Regions from separate parts of the Mus musculus genome. Here region 1 is linked to region 2. A link is a loop called in an ENCODE intact Hi-C map of the cell type or tissue named here. Cell type or tissue: heart. All regions are shown on one strand. Links, peaks and the distances in the headings refer to the core of each region. The heading gives the core; the rest is flanking DNA.

Region 1 (15,019 bases), core at 4,757-12,756, 70 kb after region 2:
CTCTGTAAAAAGCCCGCCCCCCGCCCCTTCGCGCCACTATCTGTATGGCTAACCCTAGTAGGCAGCGCCCCTTCCCCGCTGCAGTAACCAGCTGGCCCCACCTCCCCACCGAGACCAAGTTCAACAAGTTTGTCCAAGAAGTCCTAGAGCCTCCATGTCTAGGCCTGGCTATGCCTATCCTGTGGCTGGCTCCACCGGCTTGGAGTTGTTCAACACCGAGCCTTCTGGGATCCGGAGGTGGTTTGTCGGGTGGCGCTGTCTATAAGGGTGGAGGCCAAAGACCGGCAGCCCCTGAGTTCTGTGATTTGGTGTGGAGGTTAGGAGTGCGTCATCAGCGAGCAGGCACCTCAGCCGGCAGGTCGGGTTTCCAAAAGTGCCCCTTTGTTATGCCCCTCCCTGGCTCTGCCTCCTCCCCCTTTCTTTGAGCCACCCCCTCCCCCATCCTTCCAAAAGACTGTGCCAGTCTCTTGATTTTAAGCGCCCCTCTCTGGTTCAGCAGCCAGACCCTCCTGCACCTCTAAATCCAAGTCTACAGGCTGACTGGGAGAGGCTGCTGGGGAAGCCCTTGGGCGCAGCCTGTGACTCAGGACACAGGACTGGGCTGGGCAGGATAGCTTTGCTCTCTTCCAGGCCTGTGTCCCCAGCTACTGGAAAAGGGTGGGGGCTGGCTTATGTGTAAGAAAGGAACAAGGCAGAAACCTTTGGAGCTCAGGTGGGGAGAGTGGGCTCTGTCCTGAAGCCCAGAACTCCCAGTTCAGCACTAGCGGCTGGGAAGAGACCCTGCCAGTGTCCCAGAAGCCTTCTGACAGGCTAAGTGGAGAGCCTGGGCTGGAAAGATTTTAACTACCTGTTCTTGCTCTCTGACCTCTTGCTGTGGTAGGATGTGTTCACTCAGATGTGGGTCTCTGCTAATGTCAGGAGGCACAAGATGCCAATCCTCCTCAACAGGGCCCAAGGTGCCAGGTCCACCCCAAGAGCTCGATGAAGCCGGGGTGCCGGGCCTGCCTGTGCCTGGGGCTCCAGCTAGTGTTTGCTCTGTGAGGCCTGAGGGAGCTGTGCCAGCACTGCACACACAGCCTGCTCTGTTCTGGGGCCAGGGAGAAGGAACGGGTTGGGGGCAGCTCTCCTGGGAGCCGGGAGCAGGAGACTGGAGTAGGCAGGGCCCCCCAGGTCCTGGATGGCTCAATGATTTATAATTACTGCTCCCCACCACCCTATCTGGCTGGCAAGCCATTCTGGATAAGTGGGGCTGACTCAAGAGGAAACAAGGTGGAGAGCTAGTGGAACTTGGGGGGCAGTTTGTTCTGTGTCTAGGGATCTTCGTTGACTATAGGCTAATGAGGTCCCAGGGAGAGGCCAGTCTCCCTCCTGCCAGCAGATGTAGGAAGTCAGCTTAGACCGGGCTTTTCTCAGGGCTGCTGTAGCCAGCATCTTTTCTGATCTTCAGATGGGCCATTCTTCTTTCCTTTTTGGTGCTGATGATGGACCTAACCTCTGGGCTCAAGTGTGTCCTATCTCTGAGCTAAGCCTCCAGTCCTTTGTTTTCTGATTTAGTTGTTACTGATTCTAGTGCCCGGGGGTAACGTGAACCAAAACTGCAGAAGTCTGTCAGTGACTTTGGACAGATCCAGTCTAAACCTATGGAATATATAGTGGGACTGAGAGCACAGGGGCTATAGGGAGCCCTGAGGAAAACAGAGTCAAATTTGGAGTTTTGAGAGTGAGTAGAGGTTTCCCAGTTTAGAGAGCACTGTGTCAGAGTCCTGCTTTGGTTGCTGCAATCTCATACTCTTGTCCCCTTGACCTAACTGTCCCAACGGCCTTGGGCTATCTCAGGGAAGAAAGTAATTTCCTTCTATGGACTAAGAGTCAATTGGTACTGGGGAGAGCTAAGACCTTGCCTGGAGGCAGGAGGCTGCATGTCACTGTGTCCTCTAGTGGGGGTGGGGTGGAGAGAGAGAGAGAGAGAGAGAGAGAGAGAGAGAGAGAGAGAGAGAGAGAGAGAGACTGATTGACTTTGGGGGTAAAATTACCCTGGACTTTTTGAAGGCAGAATGGAATTGTTACCTTAGGACCCTTTGAGACACTCCTGGATGTTGTGTGGTGGTGGCAGGGGGCAAGCAAGTGTCTCCTTACAAATGACGGGTCTTTCAAGTGTTTCATTGCCAGTTTTGAGTTTTACATCAACCGTAGCATGGACACTGACCAGGTGGGGGAATTTCCACTTTAGAGTGAGCTGAGGCTCCCTTAGGACAGTAAGGCACAGTTGTCCAAAAACTTCCTGGTCATGATAGGGCCAGGCCTTCTGGCTCTCTTTCCAGTCTGCTCAGCATGGACACTTGCTGGGGCTTGTGACAGGGCACCTCCTCACTTGGACTGGTTTGTTCATGGGGTTGCCTTGTCATCCAAGGGGTCTAGCTAGGCAAGAGTTCTCTTCTCATCTAAAGTAGGAGTGTGGGGCTTTCTGCCCACCACCCACCCCTGTCTGTCACCTAATCCCTTGCTGAATTGTGTGACCAGTCTGGCATTCTCAGCCTGGAATCTGGCACTTCTGACAGCAGTTGCTATATTGGGGGTACTGGGCACCGCCCTGGACACTGGAAGCTCTCAATCTTTACTCCCTCTGTGCTCTTGTTAACATCAAGACAGGCTCATAGTGGCAGCTTGGAGACTTGGACACGGGTCCTGGAAGTGATCTGGAGACCCCAGGTATGTAGAGGATGGACTGAGATGGGTAGCTCCACGGGGAGAAGGGAACTTGGAAGCTGCCATCTTTGCCTTTCTCCTGGCTCCTCCTGGGGACTTCTAGCCTTCTGCTGCTCGGCCATTCCTCCGGTCATTCCTTGGGTAGTGGGGATGGCAAAATGACAAAGCTTTGGACTACTAGAAGGCCTCTTCCTAGTCCCCAAACAGCAGGTCTCACTTTTCTGTTTAATCACCTGCCCTCCACAGCACCACATCTGCCACCATTCCGTGCTGCAGGGATACCATGGCTCCAGAGGAGGACGCCGGAGGGGAGGTCCTAGGGGGCAGTTTCTGGGAGGTAAGCGGCTGGGGACTGGGTCCGGAGTGGCAGCAAACTGTCCCTTTCTTGATGGGCTCAGCCACCTGTCCAGGAGTAGCCTATCTATCAGCCCCAGCTGGAAAGGGGGCTCATAAAGCCATCTCTCTTTTCTGTGTTCCAGGCTGGCAACTACAGACGGACGGTGCAGAGGGTTGAGGATGGGCACAGGCTGTGTGGGGACCTGGTTAGCTGCTTCCAAGAACGTGCCCGCATTGAGAAGGCCTACGCCCAGCAGCTGGCTGACTGGGCCCGCAAGTGGAGGGGTGCTGTGGAGAAGGGTGAGCCAGTATACAGGCCTACCAAAGGCCTCAAAGGTTATGAGGGTGGGACCCTCAGGGCAGCTTCCTGAGGCTTTGTGGGGCTTGGGGATGGAATTTAAGACCTCAAGCATGCAGGGCAAGAGGGAGCTATCTTCCTACTCCACCTGTTTTCTAGAACAGAACTGAAGGTCAGAGAAGGGACTTGCCTGAAGTCACAGCTAGGAAAAGCTAAATGTGGAGTGTAGGTCTTTTATCTGGGTAGGAAGATCCTGGGCATTACAGAGCTTGTGCAGCAGACATGGTTTTACTCCGCTTTGGACAAGTTAACCTGACGTCTCTAGGTTTAGTTTTTTGTTGTTGTTTGTTTTGCTTTGTTGTTGTTTATTTTTGCCCGGTCCACGTTAGCAATGGCAGTGTCCCCATAGTAGTAGTGAAGTCAAAGATTAATGAGATCGCTCATGTCAGAGCAGAGTAGGGAATTCTAACACAGGACTTGACACTGCTGCTGTTCAGCTGTCGCACCTCAGCTCCTACCATGCCCCTGTCTGGCACTCAGAGCAGTATGCGGGGAGGGGAAGGTCGTATTTAAGTTAGCAAACCCGCCTGGCCCAAGCTCATCCCTCTGCAGGCCCACAGTACGGCACCCTGGAGAAGGCCTGGCATGCCTTCTTCACTGCGGCTGAGAGGCTGAGCGAGCTGCACTTGGAGGTGAGGGAGAAGTTGCACGGTCCAGACAGCGAGCGAGTGCGGACCTGGCAGCGAGGGGCTTTCCACCGGCCAGTGCTGGGGGGCTTTCGGGAAAGCCGGGCTGCAGAGGATGGTTTCCGTAAAGCTCAGAAGCCCTGGCTAAAGAGGCTGAAGGAGGTGAGGCCCGGAGCAGTGCTTCCCAGAGGAGGCAGGCACCTTCCAGGTCTACGCGGGACCAGGGTGTGGCGGCTAGGATTCTGAGTTGTTCTCATGGTCGTTAGGTTGAGGCTTCTAAGAAGAGCTACCACACAGCCCGCAAGGATGAGAAGACAGCCCAGACCCGGGAGAGCCACGCGAAGGCAGACAGCTCCATGTCCCAGGAGCAGCTTCGAAAATTACAGGAGCGGGTGGGCCGCTGCACCAAGGAGGCAGAGAAGGTACAGTCCCCTGGCAGAACTTCCTGGATGCCTTTTCAGACCCTAGGCTCTTCCTGCTCTACTCCCGGATGCCACTGGAACTTGGGCTGGGTGTTGGGGTGCACACTTTTAATATCTGCACTCAGGAAGCAGAGGCAGGTGGATTTTTATAGGTTCAAGGCCAGCCTGGATTACATAGAAGCTACTAGCCCTGTCTACATGGAGTTTCAGGCCAACAAAAGCTACTGTAATGAGACCCTGTCTCAACAAACAAACAAACAAACAAACAAACAAACAGGAGGAACTTGGGCCTGAGGAGATAGCTTGGTTGGTGAAGTGCTGGTTGTGAAGGTAAAAGCTAGGCAAGGCAGCTGGAGTGGTAAAGGGGAGTTGTCAGAATGGGTGTGTGTCAGGAATGGACAGGACAGGTGGATCCCTGGACCTGGATGGCCAGTTTGTCTAAGGGCTGTGAGCAACTGAGGAAGGCACCCCGTGTTGACATTCTGCCTCCAACACACACACACACACACACACACACACACACACACACACACACACAGAGAGAGAGAGAGAGAGAGAGAGAGAGAGAGAGAGAGAGAGAGAGAGAGAGAGAGAGAAACATGAGGAAATACAATGTTTTACCCAGGAAAGCAATGGGATTTTGAAGAATGGCATTTTTTACTTTTTATTTTTTTATTTTTATTTTATTTTTTTTTACCCAAGAGAGAAATAGCTGGGTTTCAGGAAGTTGGAGACTTAGTTACCTGGAATCGGTTCTCATATTGCATACTCTGTCGCCTGCCCGGAGTGTCCTTCTCTCTAGCATTTCATCCTTTCTGAGGGGTGGCAGTTCTATAACACCTCCTCCTCCAGGGAGCCTACTTGGATTTATCTCACCTTATCATCTAGATTGACCCTGTCTTGCACTTCATCCAGATTCTTCTAGGTGTTTGTTTGTGTACCACTTCCCTTATTAGGCTGCTTCTGTCAGTTCCTGAGGGTAGGAAGTGAGTTCCAGGTCTGACTGCTTCAGGTCTAGCCTATGGCTATGCTCAGAGAATGCTGGTGCGGGCCTGAGTGGAAGGCAGTCTGTCCTCACTGCCTCCCTTCTCTCTCACCCAGATGAAAACCCAGTATGAGCAGACCCTGGCCGAGCTAAATCGCTACACCCCACGCTACATGGAGGACATGGAGCAGGCTTTTGAGAGCTGCCAGGCTGCTGAGCGCCAGCGGCTTCTCTTCTTCAAGGATGTCTTGCTCACCCTGCATCAACACCTCGACCTCTCCAGTAGCGACAAGTATGACGGCGCGCTGGAGAGAGGCTCCCCTGACCTCCTCTGGGTTCTGGTGGGGCTGCATAATTTGACATTCTAGGGGCTCTTGGCCTTCCCTGTCTGACTGGGTGCCTCATAGGTTCCATGAACTCCATCGAGACCTGCAGCAGAGCATTGAGGCTGCCAGTGATGAAGAGGATCTGCGCTGGTGGCGGAGCACACACGGGCCTGGCATGGCCATGAACTGGCCACAGTTTGAGGCAGGTCTTAGAGGCTGGGTGGGCCTGGGTTGGGCTCAGTGTGGATCCCAAAAGGATGACAAGGTTTGCGATGAAGTCAGTGAAGGTGGGCCAAAATCTCTCCACAGGAATGGTCGTTAGACACACAGAGAGCCATCAGCCGCAAGGAGAAGGGTGGCCGGAGCCCAGATGAGGTTACTCTGACCAGCATTGTACCGACAAGAGATGGCACCGCACCCCCACCCCAGTCCCCATCGTCCCCGGGGTGAGAGCCGGGATCCTGAACAAAACCAAGACCGGGCTCTATGGCTTGCTTGTTACCACTTCTTCCTGCTTTCCTATCACATCAGTGCCCGACGGCCATCTTGGGAGAGTTAATTTCACCGAGGTTTAGATTTGCTCCATGGTCCGGTGTCTCTCGAAGTTTGGCTGTATAACAGTCCTGTGCACAGAGATAGACCTGTATCCACAGTAGTGAGTGGCAGCAGGATGGCTGTTCACTTGGCTCCTCCCTGCCCGCCGCCAAGCAGCCAAGCCCTTTGTCTTGAGTACTGGATACAGTGGGTCTTGTGCCCTGAGTTGTGCCCCTTGTGTTCCCCTCTCTAGTAGCGGGCAGGACGAGGACTGGTCAGATGAGGAGAGTCCCCGGAAAGTTGCCACTGGGGTGAGGGTACGGGCGCTTTATGACTATGCTGGCCAGGAGGCTGATGAGCTGAGCTTCCGAGCAGGTATGCTGGGCCCTTTCATGGTCCTTCCCACTTCAGCCCCCGTCCTACTTGCTAGAGCAGGGCTGTAGACGAAGAAAGCCAGGGACTCCATCCTCACAGGCTGCTCAGGGTCCAGCTGCAGCCTGACAGTTGCCTCCCTGGGGTCTAAGGTTGGGTGGCTTTTCCTGGCTGTGTCCTATCCTGGTCTGAGTTGGGTATCCTCCAGTTTGTCGGCCCTTGTGCTATTCCATCCCCCAGTCCATGACCTAGTTTTGAGACCAGTAAAGCCAGTGCTTTGGGCAATGACTGTTTTGTCTTTCTTCAGGGGAAGAGTTGCTGAAGATGAGCGAGGAGGATGAGCAGGGCTGGTGCCAGGGCCAGCTGCAGAGTGGCCGCATTGGTCTGTACCCTGCCAATTACGTAGAATGTGTGGGCGCCTGAGTGCCCTGACAGCCCTACCAAGGCGTCTCTCTGACCTGGGCCAGAGCTTAACCCTTCCTGGACTGCTGGACCTGAAGGCCCTGAACCATGTGCTGCTGCTGTCTCTCTTTTCCCACAGGAGGAAGTCTCAGGGCCCATGAAGGGCAGGGGTCTGTGTCTAGAGTTGGAGGTTGGAATGATGGAGGGTCGAGAGGTGCCCGAGCCTCCTCGGGAACATTTGGGTCATCCCAGAGTGGGAGGATCCAGCTCCTAAACTGTTTAGGAGTTCCTGGGGTGAGGTTGGGGAGAATGTAGTTTGAGGCTGGCAGCACCTTCTTTTGTGACTTGTAGTGTGCATTAAATTTGATTAAGAATAAAAACCCCATCAAGTGTTGTGAGCGTCTTTTGATAGCCTACTCTTGCTGGTGGGAGGCACGGGGTCGGCCCGTGGGCGTGCCATGTGTTATGGAACTGGGATTGGGCAGGCAGTTGCCTCCTGGTATCTGCCCCGGAATTTCAGGAGTGCAATCTGGACTGGAAGGGACTTGGTGATCAAGGTTGTTGTGTGCTGGCCTCTGCTCTAGGCCAGTTGCTGGATTGTGAGCTGAGCTGGAGCCCTGCCAATGCCTTCCGGATGGGGCTATGAGCACTTGGGAGATTGTTAATCATTACTCGTCCATCACAGAGTCTGTTACCATGGCTCTCTGCCTGACGCCTACAGCCAGTGGTCGAGCGGTACGTAGGGTACCCGGGTCCAGCAGGAACTCGTGAGGAAGTTTGGGCCAGTCCACGAGCCGTCGCCCGCTCGGGCTGCGGATTGGCCAGGCGCAGCGCGGCGTTCACTCTCAGGCCCGTGGTGGAGCTCCCGGCTGCTAACGTCATGTTTCAGCCCCGCCCGACGTTCATTGGCCCAGATCTGGTCGAATCACTCCACTCGTAGGCGGGTCGGGGCCCTGTCGTGACCGGCGCGGTGAGCCTGCCTTCGCCGCCGAGGATTGGCCCGCGCCGGGACCTGTCGGTCGCGGTTGTGTCTGGGAAGGAGAGAAAATGGCGGCGAGCCCGAGCAAGACCGAAATCCAGACTATTTTTAAGAGACTTCGCGCAATTCCCACCAACAAGGTGCTTGAGCGGGCGGGGTACGGGTCCTGACGCCGGCGGAGAAGACGTCTCTTGTCCCCTGGGGTCTGAGGGAGGGCGAGGACGGAGGTTGGAGGCTTTCTTGTGGTTTCTAGCGCCGGGCCTCGACTCTGGGCCCTAACCGTTCGCTTGTCGTCTTTTCCACTTAGGCCTGTTTCGATTGTGGCGCCAAGAGTCCTAGTTGGGCCAGCATCACTTACGGTGTATTTTTGTGTATTGACTGCTCCGGAGTGCATCGCTCCTTGGGTGTCCATCTCAGCTTTATCAGGTAGGTTCTGTGTGAGGGTGCTGTGCCTCCACGGGGGCTGTGTGCGTGGTCAGCGACGGGGAGAGGGCGCCTGGACTTGGACCTTCCTGAATTTGATGTTTGGATTTCTCCTGGCGGGAGTTCTGGTAGCCTACAGCGGGGGCTTGCGGGCGGAGGGCGGCGGGGGGTTCCACCTCTGTAGACTTCTCTCTTCACAGTTAACATGGTACTCAGCATCAGTTTGGGGGAGAGCTTAGATGCATTGACCTTGTTATTGCAGAAAGATTGGCCCAGTAGGTCTCCAGTGCGACTTTGACCAAACTTTAAGAAGAGCCAAACCCGTGCCTGCATTTCTCAGAAGTCGACCTCCTTTCGGATCTCCTTTTCAGAAATAATTAGTACCCTTTGGATTAGGCGAAGCGCAATGATTTCAAATACAGGGGAGAGAGGAGGAAATGGGACAGTGACTGATGGTTCCTGGACACCCACAGAAGCCTGAGGCCGAATGACAGGTTTAGTCTTGATAGGGAAGGTGACACTCAGCCCTTGTACACAGGTCCACAGAGTTGGATTCGAACTGGAGCTGGTTGCAGCTGAGGTGTATGCAGGTCGGCGGGAATGCCAATGCGGTAACGTTCCTTTACCTTCTTCCACCCCCATCCTTCTGCCTGGGTATTTAACTTTTCCTTGATTTCTCAAAGTGAGTTTGGTTTCTCTGTTCCGAGAGTTTGCAGCTCTGGAACATGCCACACACTTTTCTAAATTCAGAAAAATTTAAACAGCTTCTTTCAAAGAGGCTTAATGAAATACAAACTGGGGGGGGGGGCTTGGGGGACTTTTGGGATAGCATTTGAAATGTAAATGAAGAAAATACCTAATTAAAAGAAAAAAAAAAGGAAATACAAACTGAACTAGACAGGTGCTCTCTGGCAGTAGCAGTGTCTCCATAGTCATTGGGGTTTTGTGGGCTCCTGGAGGGAGGATAGCTGAACAGAGAAGTACATACATTCTTCAGTCCCCTAGACCTTGTTCCCTGCTCTTACGGGGAGGGGCTGGCATGGTGGTTTTTGGGTTTTTTGAGGAATTTTGGAGGAGGTCAATTAGTGAGTGAAGGTGTTTATTGAGGGAGGCTGGTAACCTGAGTTCATTCAGTTGAGGGAACCCACATAAGGTGGAAGGAGAGAACCAACTCCATGGACTTGGCCTTTGACCTCTGCACACATGCTGGGGTGCACATGGAATAAATACAAATAAAAGGTTTTGTTGTTCTGTCTTGTTTTGAGAAGAAATCTTGGAAGACGTTTACCTCTTTGAAAACCTGCTGATGTCAGTAGTGTGTCATCCTGAATAAATAATAGCCCAATTGTTTAGTAATGTGTCTCCTATAGTGTGAATACAGTTTTCTTTGGCGAGAGTATTTGCACATACATATTACTCCTTCTCTTTGCTCTCCAGACTGCTTTTTTCCGCCAACACGGATGTATGGCCAATGATGCTAACACCAAATATACGAGCCGAGCTGCCCAGATGTACCGAGAGAAGATCCGGCAGTTAGGGAGTGCAGCTCTGACTAGGCATGGTACTGATGTGAGTGCTGGTTCCTGGGCTAGGGTGCTGGGATAAGAGATAGTAACAGCCCTGAGTTTCAGTGTCTCCTCTCTTCCAGCTTTGGATAGACAGTATGAACAGTGCTCCAAGTCACTCTCCAGAGAAGAAAGACTCTGATTTCTTCACAGAACATACTCAGGTGAGTACCACAGGGATGTTTCCTCTGATAAATGCTTTACTTACCAAGGCTGTATATACCCTTTTGTGATCATGACATAAATTCTTGTGTTTAGGTACAATGTCTCAGAGAGTGTTTGTAGTTCAGAATTGGTAATTACTACCTGCTTCTTATGGGAGTGGAGTGGAATCCTCCTTAGAAATGGATCCTGGAGTAGAGAATAGTTTGAAAGCTCAAGAAGTCTCAGGGACCCTAAACAACTTCCAAAAAGGAACAGAAGTTGGAGACAATGAGGATTGCCCCTCCTGTGACCCACCTGTAAAAAAGCTCTCCCCTCTGTTGGCAATGGGTATTGAAGTTAGAGCCTTGGGTCACATCCCAGCCTCTCTGCAAGTATTTCTGTGATGTGGCTAAGTCACTTAACCTGGGGGAAAACTCAGTTTCTAAAATGGAGACATAGTTACTTCCTAGGGCCTGAACATAGTTACTTCCACTGAACCTGTTGTATCTGTGAGCACCTTGGATTTGCATCTGGTGCATGGTCAATACGTAAGAGTTGTTAGTGCTATCAGTTAGGGGAATGGGCTTAGCTCTGAATTGAAGAGGCTGTTTTCCTACATTTGTCTTCCATGGTAACTGGTAAGTAAAATTGCTGATCTCCAATCTTGTCTTATTGTAGCGGGCAGTGCCTCCTATCCACAGGTAGCTGTGGGTTTTTAGGAGGGCTCACTGAGGCCTCTATGATCTGGCTTCCTTTTTAGGCCCCTGCTTGGGATACAGCAGCCACTGATCCTTCAGGGACTCAGCAACCAGCCCTACCTTCAGAGAGCAGTAGCCTGGCACGTGAGTTCTGCCCAGATCTCAACCAAGTGCCTGGGCCTGGAAAAGGACTAGGGTACAGGAACACTTGGCCAGGGACATAGGAGCTCAGAGGAGGTTTCTCTTTAGTCCTTGGAGGAAGGGGTGGGCATACATCTTTTGATGGCGAGCTGAGGAAAGCCAGTGACTCCTGTCTTACCACCTCCTTAATGTAACTCCTGTCAATTGCATTCACAGAACCTGAACAAGGCCCTAACACTGATCTGCTCGGAACCTCACCCCAAGCCTCTCTGGGTATGACAGCTGGCGGGGGTGGGGGTGGGGGGCTGGGAGGAAGTGGGCCTCAAGTATTTGTTCCAGATTTCTGCTGCCCACTCATGTGACCCAACCATAGGACACTGAGCAACTGATCCTCTTGGGTGGGCACTGCCATACTGACCTCAGAGCCTTTGAGCTGACAAGCCCAGATGGCTGTCAATTTGAGTGTAGAGGTAGATCTAGTCAAAGAATGGGAGGCTGGAATGGGACTGGTGTCAGGTAGGACTGGGCCATTTTGTCCATGAGGTGTGGGGATAGCTTTGAGCTGCTCCTGGCTAGAGGTAATGCTGTCCTTTCAAAGTTCAGCCTTTCCCACTCCTTTGTGGCCTTCAGACTTGGTTATGGTAAACAATTCCTTTGCTGGCCTTGGTTTGTTCTGTTGACTCTTGGGGGTTGGGGCAGGAAGCCAGTGGCTATCCAGTTGATTCTGTGAGACGGCAGACTTTGAAGCAGGCTCTGCATAGGCTTCTGGGTTTGGGAGCTTTATGAAGCTTCTGGGGTGGGCCCTTGTTAGCCACACGTCTATTTTTCCTCCAGAGTCCATGTATCTGTCAGCTAAAGGGCCCTCTTGTACCAGAGGTAACCAGGGCTTGGGAAACCTGTCCCCTGCCTGCCAGTTCCCTGCTCTAGCAGCTGAGGCTGTCGGGCAGCTCCCCTGCCTAACAACTGTCGCTTTGGTTGGGTACTTTGTCTTTGGTGCCTCGGGTGTAGGCTCTTACTGACTTGGGCATCAGTGAGCTCCCCTAACCTTGTCCGTCTTTGGCTTGAACAGTCTTGGCTGGAGCTGGTAGGGCAGGTCTGACTTTCTGTCTGAAGGAATTCTTTTGACATGCTCTTGTTGGGAAGCTGCTTGGTGTGAACTGAGCCACAGTCTCTGACCATCCTCTGTCCTAGCTCATGTTCACCTTCTTCCTCACAGAACTGAAAAGCTCCATTATTGGCAAGAAGAAGCCAGCAGCCGCTAAGAAAGGGGTAGGTGGGATGAGGCAATATCCTAGGGTGGTTGTGAGCTGCAGTTGGGCTCCTTCAGTTCTTCCATGTACTGACAAAGGTCCTAGACTTACCTGAACCTTGTCTGTGAAAGTGATTTAAAGGCACTTGTCTTTGGGGTCTCCTGGGCAGTGAGCAAGACCAAGCACATCTAGTACTTAGAGCACATCTAGTACTTGGCACACAGCAGGCCCCAGTCAGCATTAACTGCTGTCCTCATTCCTGAGACCTGTGTGGCGGCGGTGCCAAGCTCATCACCAGCTCCAGCAGAACCACCGTTGTCTTAGAATGCTCACTGGATACTGAGGAGGAGACCCCCTTCATTGTGGGTGTGACCGCAGTGGCCACAGTGGGGAGGGAGCTGAGGAAACTGGCTGGCCAGATCCCACATCACATGGTTTTCTCTTCAGCTGGGTGCCAAGAAAGGCCTGGGAGCTCAGAAGGTGAGCAACCAGAGCTTTACTGAGATTGAGCGGCAGGCCCAGGTGGCAGAGAAGCTCCGAGAGCAGCAGGCAGCTGATGCCAAGAAGCAGGCAGAAGAGTCCATGTGCGTGATGGCTGTGGTGCCCTTGGCTTGTGTGGGGGTTGGTGGCAGGTGGCGTGGATGGCAGCCTCTGAGTGTTCGTTCCCTCCAGGGTTGCCTCCATGCGTCTGGCCTACCAGGAGCTCCAGATTGATCGCAAGAAGGAGGAGAAAAAGCTCCAGAATCTTGAAGGAAAGAAGCGAGAGCAGGCTGAAAGGCTGGGCATGGGCTTGGTGTCCCGAAGGTGAGGCTCGGGCCCTGGTGTGTTAGAAAAATGCCATTGTTTTTCTGGGAGCCAGAACAGGCTCTACCCAGTCAGTCAGGGTTCCTTGCTTAGTCTTCCTCTGAGGCTAAAGACAGAAAATGTTGTTGTTTTAAAGTACCTTGGACAGTGGTTGGCCACACGTGTTAGTTGCCTAAGTTTTAAGAGAGCAGGATCAGGTGCTGTTTTTTTACTCCAGGTTAGGACGGCACTTATTAATATGGCTGCTTTGTGACTGAGCAGTTTTTTTCCCCAAGACCTGAGAACCTTAGGGCTTTTTGCTTTTTTTGTCCACTAAATGCCATTCGTCCTTCCAGATACAATAATACCTCAGACTATCCACATTTCAAATGCCTCTGGGTTGGGGAGTTCTCTGTGTTTGTGTGAGTGTGTGTGTTTGTGGGGGTGGGGCATCACTGCCTAGCTGGGAGTCTGATGTTCCAGAACTACTGGTTTGTGTTCTGTGCTTTGCTTAACAAAAGCAGAGCTACTCTCGGAAGCATTTTGAGTTAATATTTAGGGATTTCAGTAATAGTGCTTTTTTTTTTCTTTTTAAAATATGGTCTTAGTGTATATTCTGGACTGGCCTCAAACTCCCAGAAATCCTTTTGCCTCTACCTTCCAATTGCTGGAATTAAAGATAGTAAGATTTTTTTTTTAATCTTTTAAAATAAAGTATCTGGGGCCTGGGGATGTAGCTTGGTTGGTAGTGTGTTTGTCTTGCATGAAGCTCTGAGTTCAATCCTTAGTACTATAAAAAACTATTGTGTTGGTGTAAGTCTGTAATTTTAGTACTCCGGAGGCAGGAAGATCAGAGGTTCAAGGTCATTCTTGGCTATATAGCAAGTTTGAGGCTGGCCTGGGCTAAAATGTATCTTTGAGGAATGGTGGCACTTGGGATGTGGAAGCAGCAGGAGCAGGAGTTGAGAGTGATCTTGGCTACATGGGAATTCACAGTCAGACTGGGTTCTGGGAGGCTGTCTCAAAACAGCCTATCGTCATCATCATCTACTGGTGCCATTCACAAGGTCCTGGCTGCACTTAGCCAGTGCCGTGGCTCTTGTCAGGAGGCATGGGTCGTTATGAGAAATGTCTTAGACATAATAGTCCTAGGGAGGAGGCCTTGTTAACTCTGTACAGATGAGGAAACTGGCATGCAGCTTCCTCGAAGCTCCAGACCTAGCAATTGGCAAATGAATTGACTTTTTAATTCTAAATCCATTTGTAGTTGTGTTTGTTTTTGTTTTTGCTTTTTTTAAACTCAGTGTAGCCCTGGCTGTCCTAGACTCACTCTGTGAACCATGTTGGCCTCTAACTCAGATCCGCCTGCCTCTGCTGAGTACCAGGGTTAAAGGCGTGCGCCACTATACCCTACAAAGCAGGTCTGATTGTTGTAATTTAATCTTTCAGCACACATACTTGATATTACCTTCTTCCCTTTCGGTCTGTATGCTGTGAGTGTAAGCACTCGTGTCATTAGTGAAGTGCAGGAGTGTGCTCACGTATGATGTAAGTGTGTGTGCATTTTGTTTCTTATTTGTTTCCTGTGTCCTAAGATAGCTTCCAAATTGCTACATAGCTGAGGAGTGCCCGAGATTCGGATCCTCCTGTCTCAGTTTCTAATGTGCTCCCATATCGGGGGTTTTAGTTGATTTATAAAAAATTAGTATGTAAGGTGTTTTTTTTTAATTATTACATTTAAATTTTTTCTGGTGTGTGTGTGTCTGTGTCTGTGTCTGTGTCTGCACGCGTGTGCACCGCTATGGATGATGGATGTCAGAATTTATGGGAACCTTTTCCTTTCACTGTCTGGGCCCCATGGGTTAAACTCAGGCCACTGGACTTGGTAGCAAATGCTTTTACCCCATTGAGCACTCTTTCCAACATTTACTAAATCATTTACTAAATCTTTTAAAATTACATTGTTATT
Region 2 (15,019 bases), core at 4,252-12,251:
CATTTCATCTAGATTGGCTGACCAGTGAGCCCCACTGAAATGCTTCTGTCTCTGCCTGCTCCCCAGCACAGGGGTTGCAGGTATGTGCCACCTCCCCAGCCCATGGGCTTGAACCACTGATCCTCATATTTAAAGCAGTAAGAACAACCCCCAACACTAATAGACCAATCTTCCACAGAGAAGACAATGAGCACGCAACAGCCTGAGCTGTAGCCTGGACCTGGTGCACGCTTACTTCTTGAATTCACACTGTCACCCTCTCCACCCCACACTGTTTTCCAGGCTTTCTCGGATTTCTTTCAGCAACCATCTGCTCTACTTTTCCATTCGAGGTTTCTTGATGAGTCACTTCCTGTAGCTTCACCCTGATGTGTACCAAGCATTGTGTGTTCATGTATTCAATAGGCAAGCTTTGTTTTTCTAGAGCATTTCTTGATGAAATTTTAAGCTCCCAAGTATGCTTTAAAGGTCCCTTCATACAAAATAAAGAGAGAGGGGCTGGAGAGATGGCTCAGCAGTTAAGAGCATTGACTACTCTTCTGAAGTTCCTGAGTTCAAATCCCAGCAACCACATGGTGGCTCACAGCCATCCATAATGAGATCTGATGCCCTCTTCTGGAATGTCTGAAGACAGCTATGGTGTTCTTAGATATAATAATAAATAAATAAATCTTTAAAACAACAACAACAACAAAAGCAAACCAAAAAGAAAGAAAGAAAGAAAGAAAGAAAGAAAGAAAGAAAGAAGGGAGGGAGGGAAGGAAGGAAGGAAGGAAGAAAGAAAGAAAGAAAGAAAGAAAGAAAGAAAGAAAGAAAGAAAGAAAGGAAGGAAGGAAGGAAGGAAGGAAGAAAGAGAGAGAGAAAGTTCTAGAATTGAGTTGTGCTCCTGGGAGGGTCTGATAACACTTGCTAGAAGAACCCCTTAAATGAGATGGGTCCATGTCATTAGTCAGTCACTGTGAGCAACACATGGTAGTGAATGTGCAATGGAAAGAGACTTGACATAACAGAACCTCCAGGGAAAGAAACAGTAGGACACAAAAATGAGAGAGAGAGAGAGAGAGAGAGAGAGAGAGAGAGAGACAGAGACAGAGACAGAGAGAGACAGAGATTGAGAGAACAAAGTAGACAAATTGTTAAAAAAAAAGAAAAGATGGGGCTGGAGAGATGGCTCAGTGGTTAAGAGCACTGATTGCTTTTCCAGAGGTCCTGAGTTCAATTCCCATCAACCACATGGTGGCTTACAACCATCTGTAACAGGATCTGATACCTTCTTCTGGTGTGTCTGAAGACAGCTACAGTGGACTCATAAGTAAAATAAAGAAATCTTAAAAAAAAAAAAAAGAAGGAAGGAAGGAAGAAAGAAAGAAAAGATGGTTAAAAGGAGAAGAAAAAATTAAAAAAAGGAAGGAAGGAAGGAAGAAAGAAAGAAAAGATGGTTAAAAGGAGAAGAAAAAATAAAAAAGAGCCTGCTGTTCCTTTTTCCCCAAGAACACACTGATAAAATGAGAAATGGAAAACTCAATGAAATCAAGATTGCTTAAATAAACACATCTTATAAATAGGTACAGATTCAGATAACAAAGTCCACGAGTGCTGAAGAAACAGGAAGGGTCCAAGAGAGAGGGTGTTCTGACAGAGGTAAGGGTTAAAAGAGCCTAAGATGGCAACCAGTTTTTTGAGGGAAAGGTGCTTGGCAGAAAAGGGGGACAGGGCTGGGCTTTGAGGTTGGAAAGAGCCATCGCATAGCCCACCAGGTACGTAGACATTCAGAAAAACAAAGAAACACAAGATGGTCTGACTGAGCCTTGTCCCTTCTCTGCAATTAAGAAAGGCTTTCCTAGAAAGCCCATATTGGGACAAGAGGCTCATGGGTTGGTCTGAGCCACCAAATACCAGTGAAAGCTTTCTGGACTCAGCCCTGGAACTCAGGATCTATCAGCGCTAAGAACAGAGCCACATTAGCTACAGTTCACAGCCTGCTCTCTCGGCTGCCAAACTCCTCAGTCTCACACAGACGTCTGTCCTCTCCCAGCTCCAGTCTCACAAACATCGCTAACAGCTATATGAGAGACGCTCGGCTGCTTGGCCCCGAGCAAGCATCAGGCCCCAGCACCAGTTAGAACTCATTCTAGAGGAGACACACGCTCTCCTGGTCTGCCTGTGTGTCATGTGTTAGCTCTAGTTCTATAGCTCATCAGGAAAAGGGACAGAAAGAGATTATGGGTCAAGTAAGCCTGCATATCTCTATAGAGCATTGTCTGAAAAGGCTTACTTGCCTTTTGTCTGTTAAAAGGCCTGATAGAATGGTTTTCAAAACTTTTTTCTAGCTACACAATATATTTTTAAAATTTTATTTAATGTATGAGTACTGTGATATATACATATGTGTGTGTGTGTGTGTGTGTATATATATATATATGCCTGAAAAGGGCATCAGATGCCCCTATATATAGATGGTTGTGAACCACCATGTGGTTGCTGGAAATTGAACTCATGACCTCTGGAAGAGCAGCCAGTGCTCTTAACTGCTGAGCCATCTCACCAGCCTGCTACACAGTATTTTTAAATGCTGAGCACAAGCTCAGTGCAGAGTAGCACATCCTCTCTAAAGCAAGAATGAAGGCCACTGCTCTGCCTTGCCTGGTCTCCACCAAGGAGACGCTTGTTGCATCAACTCCTCAGATGCTTCCATGGCTGATCAACATTCCAAACTCCTCTCTTGAAAACACAAGTTCATCTTCATTGTATAAGCACCTGAACCCCAGGCCCGTGGCTTTCTAATTATGATGGGCCCCATGGTGGAACGTGCCAGTCCCCTGGCCATGTCAGATCTCACCTGCTTTGGCAAAGTCTTCCCGGTTGTAACTGAAGTCCTTGAGGAAGGTGATGCTCTCACTGCCGGGGTTGTACCTCCGTGACGTCTCCAGAAGCATGACCTGCACACAAGCAGCATCTTTCAGACAGGGACGGAGGGGCTGGTCTTGGTACGTGGCTCTTGAGAGGAGGTTGAGTCCCTTTCCCTGTGGCTTGGACTCTCCAAGCTGGATATCTGGAGGTCCCCTACTGATAATCCTACTCTGTCTCTCCCTTCACCCCACTCCCTTTCCAGCCACCTCGATTGCAGAGGTCTTCAGCAAGGCGATCTGGTCCTCCCTGCTGAGCTGTAGGAAGCCAGGGAGCTGTTTGGCAAAGTCAACAATCTCCTGCACGGACACGATGGCCAGCTCAGTAAAGTGGGCAAAGCGCTGTTGTCGGGCTTCCCGGCTCTGAGGGTCGGGTGCAATGGGCCAAGGCTACCCAAGGTGGGCGGGGGAGAAAAAGGTAAAGTGCTGTGAGTCGAGAGGTTGGCTGGGGGCTTCAGGTGCAGCCACCTCTCCCCGGGTCAAGTACCGTGACGCGCAGGCGGTCTGAGAAGGAGCGCCTGTTACACTGTTGCTGGGCAGCCACCAGCTTCTCGATCATGCCCAGCTGCTCTGGGCTGAGCTGTGGCAGGACTTGAGGAGGTGAGGACACCCTTGGGGACACCGAAGTGGCTTGAGCCTGTTCCTCTTCTTGCCGCTTCAGTTTCTTCAAGCGGATCTGTTCTTCTGACAGCACACCTAAAGACAGGGCCAGATGTGAGGTGGGAAGTGAGCCAAGGGTGGGTTGATGCTTCAGAAACAAAATGTATGTGACAGCAAGGAGGATTTATTTATTTATTTATTTATTTATTTATTTACTGGTTTATTTCCAGTACAGGGTATGTGACAGCAAGGAGGATTTATTTATTTATTTATTTATTTATTTACTTACTTACTTACTTACTTACTTACTTACTTACTGGTTTATTTCCAGTACAGGGTATGTGACAGCAAGGAGGATTTATTTATTTATTTATTTATTTATTTATTTATTTACTGGTTTATTTCCAGTACAGGGTATGTGACAGCAAGGAGGATTTATTTATTTATTTATCTATTTATTTATTTATTTATTTATTTACTGGTTTATTTCCAGTACAGGGTATGTGACAGCAAGGAGGATTTATTTATTTATTTATTTGTTTATTTATTTGTTTATTTATTTATTTATTTATTTATTTATTTATTTATTTATTTACTGGTTTATTTCCAGTACAGGGTATGTGACAGCAAGGAGGATTTATTTATTTATTTATTCATTTATTTATTTACTGGTTTATTTCCAGTACAGAGTCTCACTACGTAGCTCTTGGCTGTCCTGGAACTCACTATGTAGACCAAGGGCTGGCCTTGAACTCACAGAGATCCATCTCTGCCTCCTGAGTGTTGGGACTAAAAGCATGTGCCACTCTACCCAGATAAGGAAGTTTTAATCCACACTCAGGAGATCTCTGCAAGTGTAAGCATCTGTCTGTCTTCACAGCAGGGCACCAGTATTTTTCCCAGTCAACTCTTCCCAGTTCCTGCCCTGGACACTTACACTCCTCCCTCATGCCTGCCTGGCGGCATTTGCGAAGTCGACACTCCTGGCATTTCCGCCGCATGTAGGTGTCCATGGGGCAGTGGCCACCGCTGTGGCAGACATAGCGTGCTCCCTTGATGACACTGCGGCGGAAGAATCCCTTGCAGCCCTCGCAGCTCAGCACGTTGTAATGGAAGCCAGAGGCTTTGTCCCCACAGACACTGCACAGCTCGTTCCCCAGCATTTTGGGGGCTGGGCCCTTTTTCCGCTTTTGTGGACGAAGCTCTGGATAGAGACACAAGATTTAATGTTCTCCCTCCACTGATCGCTCCTAGCTAGGCATTCTCCATTTCCTTCCCTCCACTGAATGCTATTCTCTCCCCCTCCCCTCCTCTCTGATTCATAATATGTAGCCTTTGAACTCCTGGACTCAAGTGATCTTGTCTCAGCCTCCAGGGTAACTGGAATTACCAAGACGTGCCACAGTGCCTGGCTAATCTGTTATAACAATTTCTGTCCTTTACGGAGGACTATTATGTCCTAAGTTCTACATGAGCTCTTTATAAGCATCGATCCTTAAGATGATCATAGGATTAATTTCAATTCACAAGAAGGGAGGTTGAGGCTAAGAAACGCCTAAGATATGGACACAATTCATACCAAAGTCATCCGTGTCTAGCTGACCCAGAGCATTCAGATTTAATTGTGACGTTAGAAAGCAAAGAGCCCCAGAGTTTCTCTCCCCTATCTAGGGAGACTTTACCTTCTCCAAATCCAGGTGACTCTTACCTGTCGGCTCTGGGAGGGTCTCTGCCCTGGGGAGCAGGGCTGTAGGCTCTGCTGACTCCAACCCTATCCCTAAAGCAACCCCAGTTGACTGGGGCATCCTGGCTTCCTCCCTGAGGATGCAAGTGTTGCCTCCCTGGTCTCCTGCATCTTGAGGTTCTGTCTTCCACAACTCCGTTGCAGAATCTGAGCCCAAGAGAAGCACGGGAGAATGGGTGTGGGTTCAGGTCCTATCTAGACTCCATCCCCAAGTGTCTTGGCTGGGAAACTACAAACTCAACTCTACCCTTAGAAGGCAAGCAAGCTAGCCAGGTGTGGTGGTGCACACCTTTAATCCGAGCACTTGAGAGACAGAAGCAGGTGGATCTCTACATTTGAGGCCAGCCTGGTCTACAGAGTAAGTTCTAGGACAGCCACTCTACACAGAAAAACCCTGTCTCAAAGCAAACAAAGAACAAACAGAAAAAGAAGGTAGCTAAGCCACAGCTCATGATTTCAGATTCCAGTACTCCGTAGGATTGAAGACTGGTGTTGGTTGCAGCCCTTTGCATATCAAGACACCCTACACAAGCGCGCGCGCACACACACACACACACACACACACACACACACACACACACACACAATAAGGTTTCTCTGGGTAGTTCAGGCTGACCTTGAACTCACAGAGATCCAACTGCCTCTGCTTCCTAAGTGCTGGGATTAAAGGCGTGTACCACCACTGCCCAACTAGTACATCAAGATCTTAAATGATCTTAAAGGTGCTAGCCTTTGCCCCCTGGGGGGATGATGGAGGGCATCCACTTCATAGAGCGGACAGAACTCTCAAAGCCAGAGCTGTCTAAGCATGAGACGTGTCAGCTTTCCCAGAAAAGCAAGCCCAGACTGAGGACTTCACTGACCAAGCACTAGAACCAGGGGAAAGGGTTTGAGCAACACTTAGATCTGGCAGTGCTTCTAAGGGGTGCTGGATGCAGTGAGGGGAGGGGGCTGATTCCTGAGGTAGGAGAGGAGCCAGAGACCTGGGCTCCGGGGAGAAGGTTTGAATAAAACAGCTTACCAGGAGAAACATCAGGCATTGAGGCCTCCAGCCACAAGGACATCTCTTCCTGGAGCCCTGGACATTACCAAGACACTGTCCTGCAGGAACAAGCCAGGTTACACATTTCCAGAACTAGGCCTGGGCTCCCTTCTGTGCCCTGTGCCTTTTTTCTGTCCTCACAGCATCGACTGACATTTACTTCTCATAGATTAGCCTATGAAGCCTTCTTTACTATATCCCTATGAAGTCCGGATTTCTTTGTTTGATTGGTTGGTTTGTTTTTCGAGACAGGGTTTCTCTATGTAGTACTGGCTGTCCTTGAATTCTCTCTGTGTAAACCAGGCTAGCCTCAAACTCAAATCCACTTACCTCTGCCTCCCGAATGCCAGGATTAAAGGCATGCAGCACCAACCTGGCTGAATTCAGGAGTCTCTCTCTCTCTCTCTCTCCCATTCATTTATATATATAAATTTTTTCCCAGTTCTAAAGATTGAACCCAGGACACTTCAGGCAGGCTAGGCAAATGGTTGGCCATTGAACTCTACAACCTCCACCCTGTCAGGCCTATTCTTAAATTCATTTTAAAGATAAGCAAATTAAGGTTCAAAGAGATTAAGGAAACTGCCTATAGACAGACAGGTGGAGGTGGTCCAGCCAAGAGTAGAATCCTGACTTGTTTGCGTTCTCAGCTTTGTTCTATCCTTTTCTGCGCCTGTCTCCAGGCTGAGTGGAGGGTCCTTCCATCTGGTCTGACATTAGGGCAAGCCAAAGTTGGCAGAACCACAAGACTGGATCGAAGCTCACTCTATGGGTCTGTTTATTATAATCTTTTCCCTGCCGTTACTGAAGTCCTAGTATTAAGTTCTTGTCTCAAGAATCTCACCAGTAGCGGGCCTCCTCTCCCAGAACCCCTCCAGTTCTTCTGAGACTTAGTAAAACTCTATCCCCGCCCAGATGTCCCGTTAGATATTCCTCACTTCTAGAACATCCTCCCATCACATCCCTCCCCACCCAGATGCAAGGATAGAGCCCCCCAGCCACTGAGCAGACTCGCCGAATCCCCAGGCCACCAGACTTCCCGGCTGCGTAGTCTCTGGAGCCCCCTTGCTGGGAGAAGAGGGTGTTGCAGTACCTGGCCTTCGAGGCCGCAGCGGGCAGCCAGTGACAAGAGCTGAGCGCACAGGGGCCAGCAGGGAGAAGCAGTAATGTAGGAAAAGGCCAAGGGGAGGGACTGCCAAGGGGTCCTTCCTACTGGCGACCCAAGACTCTTAGCTTCATTAGGCCCCCGCCCACGAGGTAGCTTCCCCACCAGACTAACTCCTCCCCGGCCGGCCACCCTCTTAGCCGGCGCCACCCTGTCCCCTACCCTCTACCAAAACTGTCGCGTTTCCCCGCAGACCGGTCTAGTTCCATCTCTCTCCTTCCTCTCCTCACCCTGGAGGCTCTTTGCTCTGACAGAAGGACTGCTTCTCAGTCACCCCCACCCTAATCCCAGCAGCCTCCAGAGTCAGCGTTCCCTCCCCCCTCCTCCCAAAGACACCTCGCGGAGCAAAGGTCCCGGCACGGCCCGGAATTGCGACACCAAGCCCCAGCCTGTGTTCCCAGCCTCCCTCCTCCCCTGCCTCTGGGAAGGCGCCAAGCTCTCCCCACTAGCCCCAGGACTGAGCCAAGCCAGTAGAACTCCAAGGGTGAAGACAGGCAGGTGCTGGGCCTTCCAGTGAGTTTGTGTGTGGATGCCCTGAGGGGGACAGAGAAAGGAAGAGGCCAATAAAAAGAGGCCTGGGGGAGGAGTGAGAGAAGCAGACATTAGCAACCCAGGGGCCAGTCCAGAATAGACACCCCCCCCCCCATAGATAAGAAGGCAACCTCATCTACGGAACAGCCCCATCTGAGATGGTGTCAAGATCTACTGACTCTAAAGCCATAGCTTTCCTGCCTTGCTTCCTGGGACAAGAGATTTAGCCCTGAAGGAATACATCATGCCTTTCTGATTTAATCTCCCAAGGGGATCAGCAGCTGGTTTAGAGAGGAGACTATGTTTCTTTTTGTTGAATAAGTAAACAAACAAACAAACAAACAAATGGCTCTCTCTTCTGTTCCACACTTGTTAGCTTGCATTCATTCCAATTCACCACAATCATTTCTCTTTAGGGTTCTGGGTTCAAACCTCCGTGTTACAGTTACAACGCAGGGAGGGCTATAACCTAGGCTAGGAAAGCACTTCTGTGCTGAACTTTGCCCCATCCAACTAGGCCATCTTGACTGAGCAAGTTAATGTCTCTGAACCTCTCTTTTTCTTTAATGTCTCTGAACCTCTCTTTTTCTTTAATGTCTCTGAACCTCTCTTTTTCTTTAATGTCTCTGAACCTCTCTTTTTCTTTAATGTCTCTGAACCTCTCTTTTTCTTTAAGATGGGGACGATGACGACGATGATGATAGTTTTGCCACATATGATCAATGTGAGAATAAAGATCAACACAGTGTGTCACAGTAATGTCCAAGGATGGGCGGGGATTATCTGTCCACTCCCAGTTCCTTTAGTGGTTTGTCTTCCCATAACCTTGAACCTTGAAGCTTTGTCAACTTTCTGAATCTTTGTTGCCATATACAAATCTCTCATTATCTCCTGGTTCCTGAGGGAGCGCCAAGAGTAAACGGCTCTAAAATCTTTCGCCTTTTACTAAAGAGTAAACGGCTCTGTTTTACAGCGCACACTGCTGTTTGTAAGCTTGCCCAAGACCACACATTGGCCAAACTGAGATCAGAATTCAGATGTCTTTTCTCCGGGCTCTTTTCTTCCTGTGTCTGAGTCCAGAACATTCTCCAGTCTGAAGGAGAAGTACTGAGATGGAAGAAGCCAAGATCGGTGGTCAGCAGGGCTGGTGGTCAGCAGGGTTGGTGGGCTGCAGATGCTTCAATTCAGATGTGAGAAGCAGGCGTTGAGGTTACTGCTGGCCATTCATCCCATGCCCCATTCCCAGTTTCCTGCTCACAGGCTCTTCCTGTTTTGCTGTGAACTCCAATTCCCATGGGTCCACATTAAAGCACAGGACAAGGGCCAAACAAGCAGCCAGAGGGACCAGAAGAGAGATGAACAGGGCATGAGGGAAGAAAACAGAGGAAACAGGGAAGGGTGAACATGGTTGTGGGGGCGGGACAGAAGGGACAGGATGGGGGAAGGATGAGAAAACTGAAGTAGAAAGGGGCTTGGTGAGAGATGAGAGGAAGCGCAGGGTGAGCCAAGGGAACAGGCAGAGACTGGGAACACGTGCAAGAAGGCAGCAGGCTGTGGGGGTGTTGCAAAATCTGCCCATGTATTCATTTCTCACATTCAGAAAAAGCCCCTCTGGCAGCCCCCATCTTCAGCTTCTGCCTCTGGCTTTTGCTCTTGTTCCTTCTCATCATAAGGTCATCCCCTCACAAGGCCTCCACCCTGGTCTGGACACTTATGAATCATAAGCACAAGGCTCTCCATTCTTCTCATGGGTTCCTTCCTCAATTTCCACAAAGACCTGCCCCTCTGGGAAAGTAGAAACCAAGGACAGCAGCCACAGAGACGGGGACAGCTCAGTCCCAGCACCTGTCAAGTGCAAGTGTCCAGCTCTCTCCCCTTGCTCAAGTTGCAGCATCATAGGTCCTCAGAGATGTCCCTGACACACCTCATTTCAAGGAACTTGAGACTTAACATTGGCCTGAAATCCAAAGACATTATCTTCTAGGGGTTTTGAAAAAAAAGTCTCACCCAGGTGTGGTGGCGAACACCTTTAATCCCAGCAGAGGCAGACGGATTTGTGAGTTCGAGGCCAGCCTGGTCTACAAAGTGAGTTCCCAGGACAGCCAGGGCTACACAGAGAAACCCTGTCTCGGAAAAAAAAAAAAAAGTCTCCCTCATTCTGCTCCCAATCCTCCCCCTGACTCCCTAATCTCTTCACAGGGGCTTCCTAGGCCCCCTGACCCAGACTTGAGGCAGCTACTGAACAAGCAGGTCCTCCCTCAAGCCAGTGAGGTAGGGCAGCCCAGTTTCCTGTAGAAGAGGCAGCACTGTCAGTACCTCACCATCACACATTACAGGCGATGGAGGAGCAAAGAGAAGAGAGAAGGCTAAAACCAGTTGCTGGTATTCCCACAGACTTTCTGGTGAGCAACCACTGGGACTTCTGCCCCAAACCAGGGCAAGCAATCAGGTGATAGAAGCATACCCAGGTCCCACTTTGGCAGCCCCACCTGCATGGCACACCTCCATCAGCCTTCCGGAAAGTGTACAAGCCAAGGTGCCCCAGGACCTAAGTCTTTCTAGTGTTTTCTTGACTCTTAACAGGAAGCAAGATCCCCAAGAACATCCTTGGAGAATCTTACTAGCCACAGCTCTGATTCTTCCACCCCAAACTTCCAGAGGCCACCTCTGGGCTTAGAAATCGCACTCACAAGCCCCTAGTCAAATGGACCACTAAATAACTCCCCCAAAGGCAGTCCTTCCTATTAAGCAAGCCATAAAGGAAGGTTCGCAGAGAAGGGCTAGGGTAGATATTGTTTCTAAATTCTTCTTTTGGTGCTCTAGATGAGTAAAACGTGTGAGGAATCATCTTTCAGAGCCCTGGGAATCCACTCCAATCTCCTAATCACAAGATAAAGAAGAATCTAGGAACCCCTACTCGGACCTGAACTCGGACCTGTATATTCAGAGAAGATATAGAAGGCAGAACACAAAGAAGAAAAAGTAATATTTACTCAAGCTCTTCTGCATAATTTATTCTATATGTCTTCTCATTTCATGTCTTATCATGTTGAATCTTAGGTTACCTACAAGGTGTAAATATCAAAACTGATTACAGATAAAAACTGATTCCTAAAGTCATGCTCCCAAATGAGGAATGCGTGGCAGTCCAGGGCCCTTGCTGCTCCTCCAGCGGACCCAGCTCCAGGTTCCTGTACTCATGCTGAGTGGCTCAAAACTTTCCCTAAGTACAACTCCAGAGATCTGCTGGCCTCCATGAGCACCTGGATTCATGTGCACACGCATAAGTAAAAATAAGTTCCTGCTCAAATTCAAACTTAAAGAAGACAAACCAACCTACTTTCTCCTATTAGACAAACTACCTCCAAAAACATGAAGGTGGGGGTGGGGGGGGAAGGGGATGGTTAATTCACTTGGATTTAGGTTTGCTTCTGCCAACATAGGCTAAGAAGTTGTTCTCCAGCCTGACTTTACCTTTGGAAACTGGCTTATTTGATCTGGAATAGGTACACAATGCATCTATCTAGACATGGGCATAATGATTTTTTTTTCTTTCAACTCTAATGAACCAAGGTGGAAAGAACTCGAAATGACCTGTAGAAAATAATGTCGAAGCTGAGGAGTTGCAAACTTGAAGCTTTGCTCTGGTGCAGAGCCCTCATTATCCTGGACTCAATCCTCACTGTAAAGATTGAAATAACATCTGCTTCACCAATCCTTCCTACACAGAGGCTGGCAGACACAGGGTGCAGACATACTTGAGCAAGTAGGAGGAGAGGCAAAGCCCAAAGGGGCTCTGTTCTACTTGGTGAGCTAAAGATTTACATTCCGAAAACACAGTGGCCTGGATAATTTTGCAGAGTAAAAGTTTATACTAACATTTTGTTTGTTTTTTGAGACAGGGTCTCCTGTAGCCTAGGTTGGCCCTGAACTTGCTATGTAACTGAGGCTGTCCTTGAACTCTTGATCTTTCTGCCTCAATCTTGCCATGTGCTGGGATATATATATATTTGTTGTTGTTGTTGTTGTTGTTGTTTGTTTTTCGAGACAGGGTTTCTCTGTATAGCCCTGGCTGTCCTGGAACTCACTCTGTAGACCAGGCTGGCCTCGAACTCAGAAATCTGCCTGCCTCTGCCTCCCGAGTGCTGGGATTAAAGGTGTGCGCCACCACACCTGGCGTGCTGGGATATTTAATAAAAGTCTTAAAGTTGGGCTGGTGAGATGGCTCAGTGGGTAAGAGCACCCGACTGCTCTTCCGAAGGTCCGAAGTTCAAATCCCAGCAACCACATGGTGGCTCACAACCACCCGTAATGAGATCTGACTCCCTCTTCTGGAGTGTCTGAAGACAGCTACAGCGTACTTATATATAATAAAAATAAATACATCTTTAAAAAAAAAAAAAAAGTCTTAAAGTTGCCAGGCAGTAGTAGCAAGTGCCTTTAATCCCAGCACTGGGGAAGCAGAGGCTGGCAGATCTCTGTGAGTTTAAGGCCAGCCTGGTCTACAGAGCTGGTTCTAGGACAGCCTGGGTTACACAAAGAAATCCTGTCTTGAAAAACAGAACAAAAGTGAAACAACTCCACAAGCATATGTGGGAGGAGCACGCCTATACTACCAGCATGTAAGAAAAGTGGCAGGAGAGCTTTAGAGCCCACAAAGTGAGACCTTGTCTGAAAACAAACAAACAAACAAAAAACTTCCACTAAATGCACTTGTCAGTTAATCATGTTCCATTCGATGGCACTTATGTGAATGATTTCCTTTGATAAAATCTCCAGATACCTTGGGGCTGCCATATGTACAGGCTACAAGAAACTTTCCATTACACTGCTGTCTTTGGCAGCGCATAAACTAAAAATGGAGCAATACAGAGAGATTTTCATAGTCCCTGCCTGAAGATGACATGGACATTTGTGAGGCATTCTTTATTTATTTATTTATTTATTTATTTATTTATTTTTATTTTATTTGGAGACAGGGTTTCTCTCTGTTGCTCTGGCTGTCCTAGAACTCTCTATGCCAGGCTAGCCCCAACCTCAGAGATCCACCTGCCTCTGCCTCCTAAGTACTGGAATTGAAGGCATGCACCAGCACATTTTATATTTTAAAAAGGGTTGGGATGTGGGGCTGGTGAGATGGCTCAGCAGGTAAGGGCATGTGCTATCTATCATGCTGGACCACCTGAGTTTAAACTTTGGGACCCACATTGTGGAAGGAGAGCATGGACCACTGAGAGTTGCTGTCTGACCTCTATACATGCCACGCACAAATAAATAGATATTTAAAAAAAATAAACAACAGATTATATATTAACCCAAAATCAGAAAATTTCAATTTCAAACTAGGTGTGGTAATATATACTTTGTACATTTCAGAAGTGAGGCAGTAATAAGTTCAAAGCTAGCCTTGGCTACACAGCAAAACCCTAATCCTGTCTGAAAGAAGAGAGGGAGGTTGAGAAGAAAACTGCTGAGTTGGGCAGAACGCACTTGTAATTCCAGAGCTCAGCACGTGGTAATAAGAGGATCAGAAGTGGGAGGCCAGCCTGGGCTATATAAGACCCTGTTTCAAAAGACAAACAACAACAAAAATAAGCAAATGAATTTCAATCCACTCTCTAAACTGTATACGCTTAGGCAAACTACTTTTCTCTGGGTTGGTTTCCTAACCTTATAAGTTGATGGAGGATCTTTGTGAATCACTTGACATTATATGCAAAACTATATTCTGTGTTCATGTGTAGACACATTTTTTTTGGAGAGAGGGCTAATTTTTCATGTGATTTATAGGAAACCTGTGATTTAAACAGTTAAGAAATAGCCAGGCAAGGTGGTGCATGCCTTTAATCCCAACACCCAGCCTGGTCCACAGAGTTCCAAGACAGCCAGAGCTACACAGAGCAACCCTGTCTCAAAAATCAAAATAATAAGAGAGAAAAGAGAAAAGAAAATTAAGAACTGAGGCTGAGGGGCTGGTGAAATGGCTCAGTGGGTAAGAGCACTGACTGCTCTTCCGAAGGTCTTGAGTTCAAATCCCAGCAATCACATGGTGGCTCACAACCACCCATAATGAGATCTGACGCCCTCTTCTGGTGTGTCTGAAGACAGCTACAGTGTACTTATAATAATAAGTAAATCTAAAAGAAAGAAAAAAAAAAAAAGAACTGAGGCTGCAGGCTAAGCAGCTAGAAGTATTGGCAACTCCTTCAGAGGAGGGCTCAGGTTCTATTCCCAGCACCCACACAGCTGCTTAAAGTCTACAGGGGATCCTATGCTGCCTTTTTGCCTCCAAGGACACTGTATATACATGGTTCACAGATATACATGCAAGCAAAACACCCATACATAGAAAATATTTTGTTTCATCATTGTTTTTTCCAGACAGTATTTCTCCATGTATCGCTGGCTGTCCTGGAACTTGCTCTATAGACCAGGCTGGCCTACATACAACTCAGACATCTACCCCCCTCTCCAAGTGCTGGAAGTAAAGGCATGCACCACATAGATTTGTTTGTTTTTAAGTTTAAAACTATTTAGTTTTGAAGCCTTCTTATTCTCCCCAAGTCTTTCTCAAGGTGACATCGAAAGTAAAGTTTAGGCAGTAAGGTACATAATTTTATTTGGAGTCCTGGGACAGTATCAATTCTGATCAGATTTGCATTAAAGCATATCAAGGGCCCAAGATCTCATCTGCAACTGTGTGTCACTCTAAGGTTTGGAATCACAACATCCAGACACCCAACTGGCTGCCTGCCTCCAAATCCTAAAGGCTAATGTCTGGAGGAACTCTGATTCTGTGGCAATTCCAGTTATATGCCTGCATCAAAACTGATGTAGTTTTCTGAGATTCCTCCCATAAGAATTCAATGTAGTGGGTTTGGGAAATCGGAACATCCTATGCAATCCAACTCCTCCTCAAACATGACGTTTGAGTCTAATTTAATTTAGAAATCGGTAAGCACAAGAAAAGAGCTGAAAAAAACTGGGGAGTACGAAGGTTTGTTCAGGACATGAATGGCAGACTAGACTGG

Evidence for each region. Hi-C counts contacts between places; a loop is a spot of excess contacts. Peaks named below come from ENCODE experiments on the same cell type or tissue, not always from the same donor. Only the 100,000 strongest peaks of a DNase experiment are listed, where the experiment ranks them.
Region 1: it touches region 2 in a loop (2.0-fold over the local background); 4 of 42 quality-filtered maps call a loop at or near these places.

The regions. Positions count from the first base shown.
Region 1 is chr2:91,257,219-91,272,237 of GRCm38, forward strand. Pacsin3 (protein kinase C and casein kinase substrate in neurons 3) reads left to right here. Exons shown (of 11, transcript NM_001289678.1): 2 at 2,646-2,709; 3 at 2,953-3,043; 4 at 3,186-3,342; 5 at 3,953-4,188; 6 at 4,293-4,448; 7 at 5,550-5,725; 8 at 5,841-5,961; 9 at 6,069-6,205; 10 at 6,547-6,668; 11 at 6,973-7,462. The coding sequence starts at 2,990. The coding sequence ends at 7,088. Arfgap2 (ADP-ribosylation factor GTPase activating protein 2) reads left to right here and starts at 7,897. Exons shown (of 16, transcript NM_023854.2): 1 at 7,897-8,186; 2 at 8,354-8,472; 3 at 9,008-9,080; 4 at 9,907-10,038; 5 at 10,118-10,198; 6 at 10,939-11,020; 7 at 11,234-11,290; 8 at 12,234-12,286; 9 at 12,715-12,851; 10 at 12,940-13,071. The coding sequence starts at 8,115. In heart, for the core only: no CTCF peak of the experiment used is centred there; DNase peaks (open chromatin) are centred at 6,703, 7,233 and 7,963; H3K4me3 peaks cover 2,113 bases; H3K27ac peaks cover 2,251 bases.
Region 2 is chr2:91,187,346-91,202,364 of GRCm38, forward strand. Nr1h3 (nuclear receptor subfamily 1, group H, member 3) reads right to left here and starts at 7,771. Exons shown (of 10, transcript NM_001177730.1): 1 at 7,620-7,771; 2 at 6,272-6,351; 3 at 5,215-5,397; 4 at 4,444-4,710; 5 at 3,394-3,602; 6 at 3,117-3,296; 7 at 2,840-2,939. The coding sequence starts at 6,314. Gm23390 (a small nuclear RNA gene) reads left to right here and starts at 12,819; the gene lies at 12,819-12,922. In heart, for the core only: a CTCF peak has its summit at 7,370; DNase peaks (open chromatin) are centred at 7,506, 7,846 and 9,376; H3K4me3 peaks cover 1,274 bases; H3K27ac peaks cover 1,047 bases.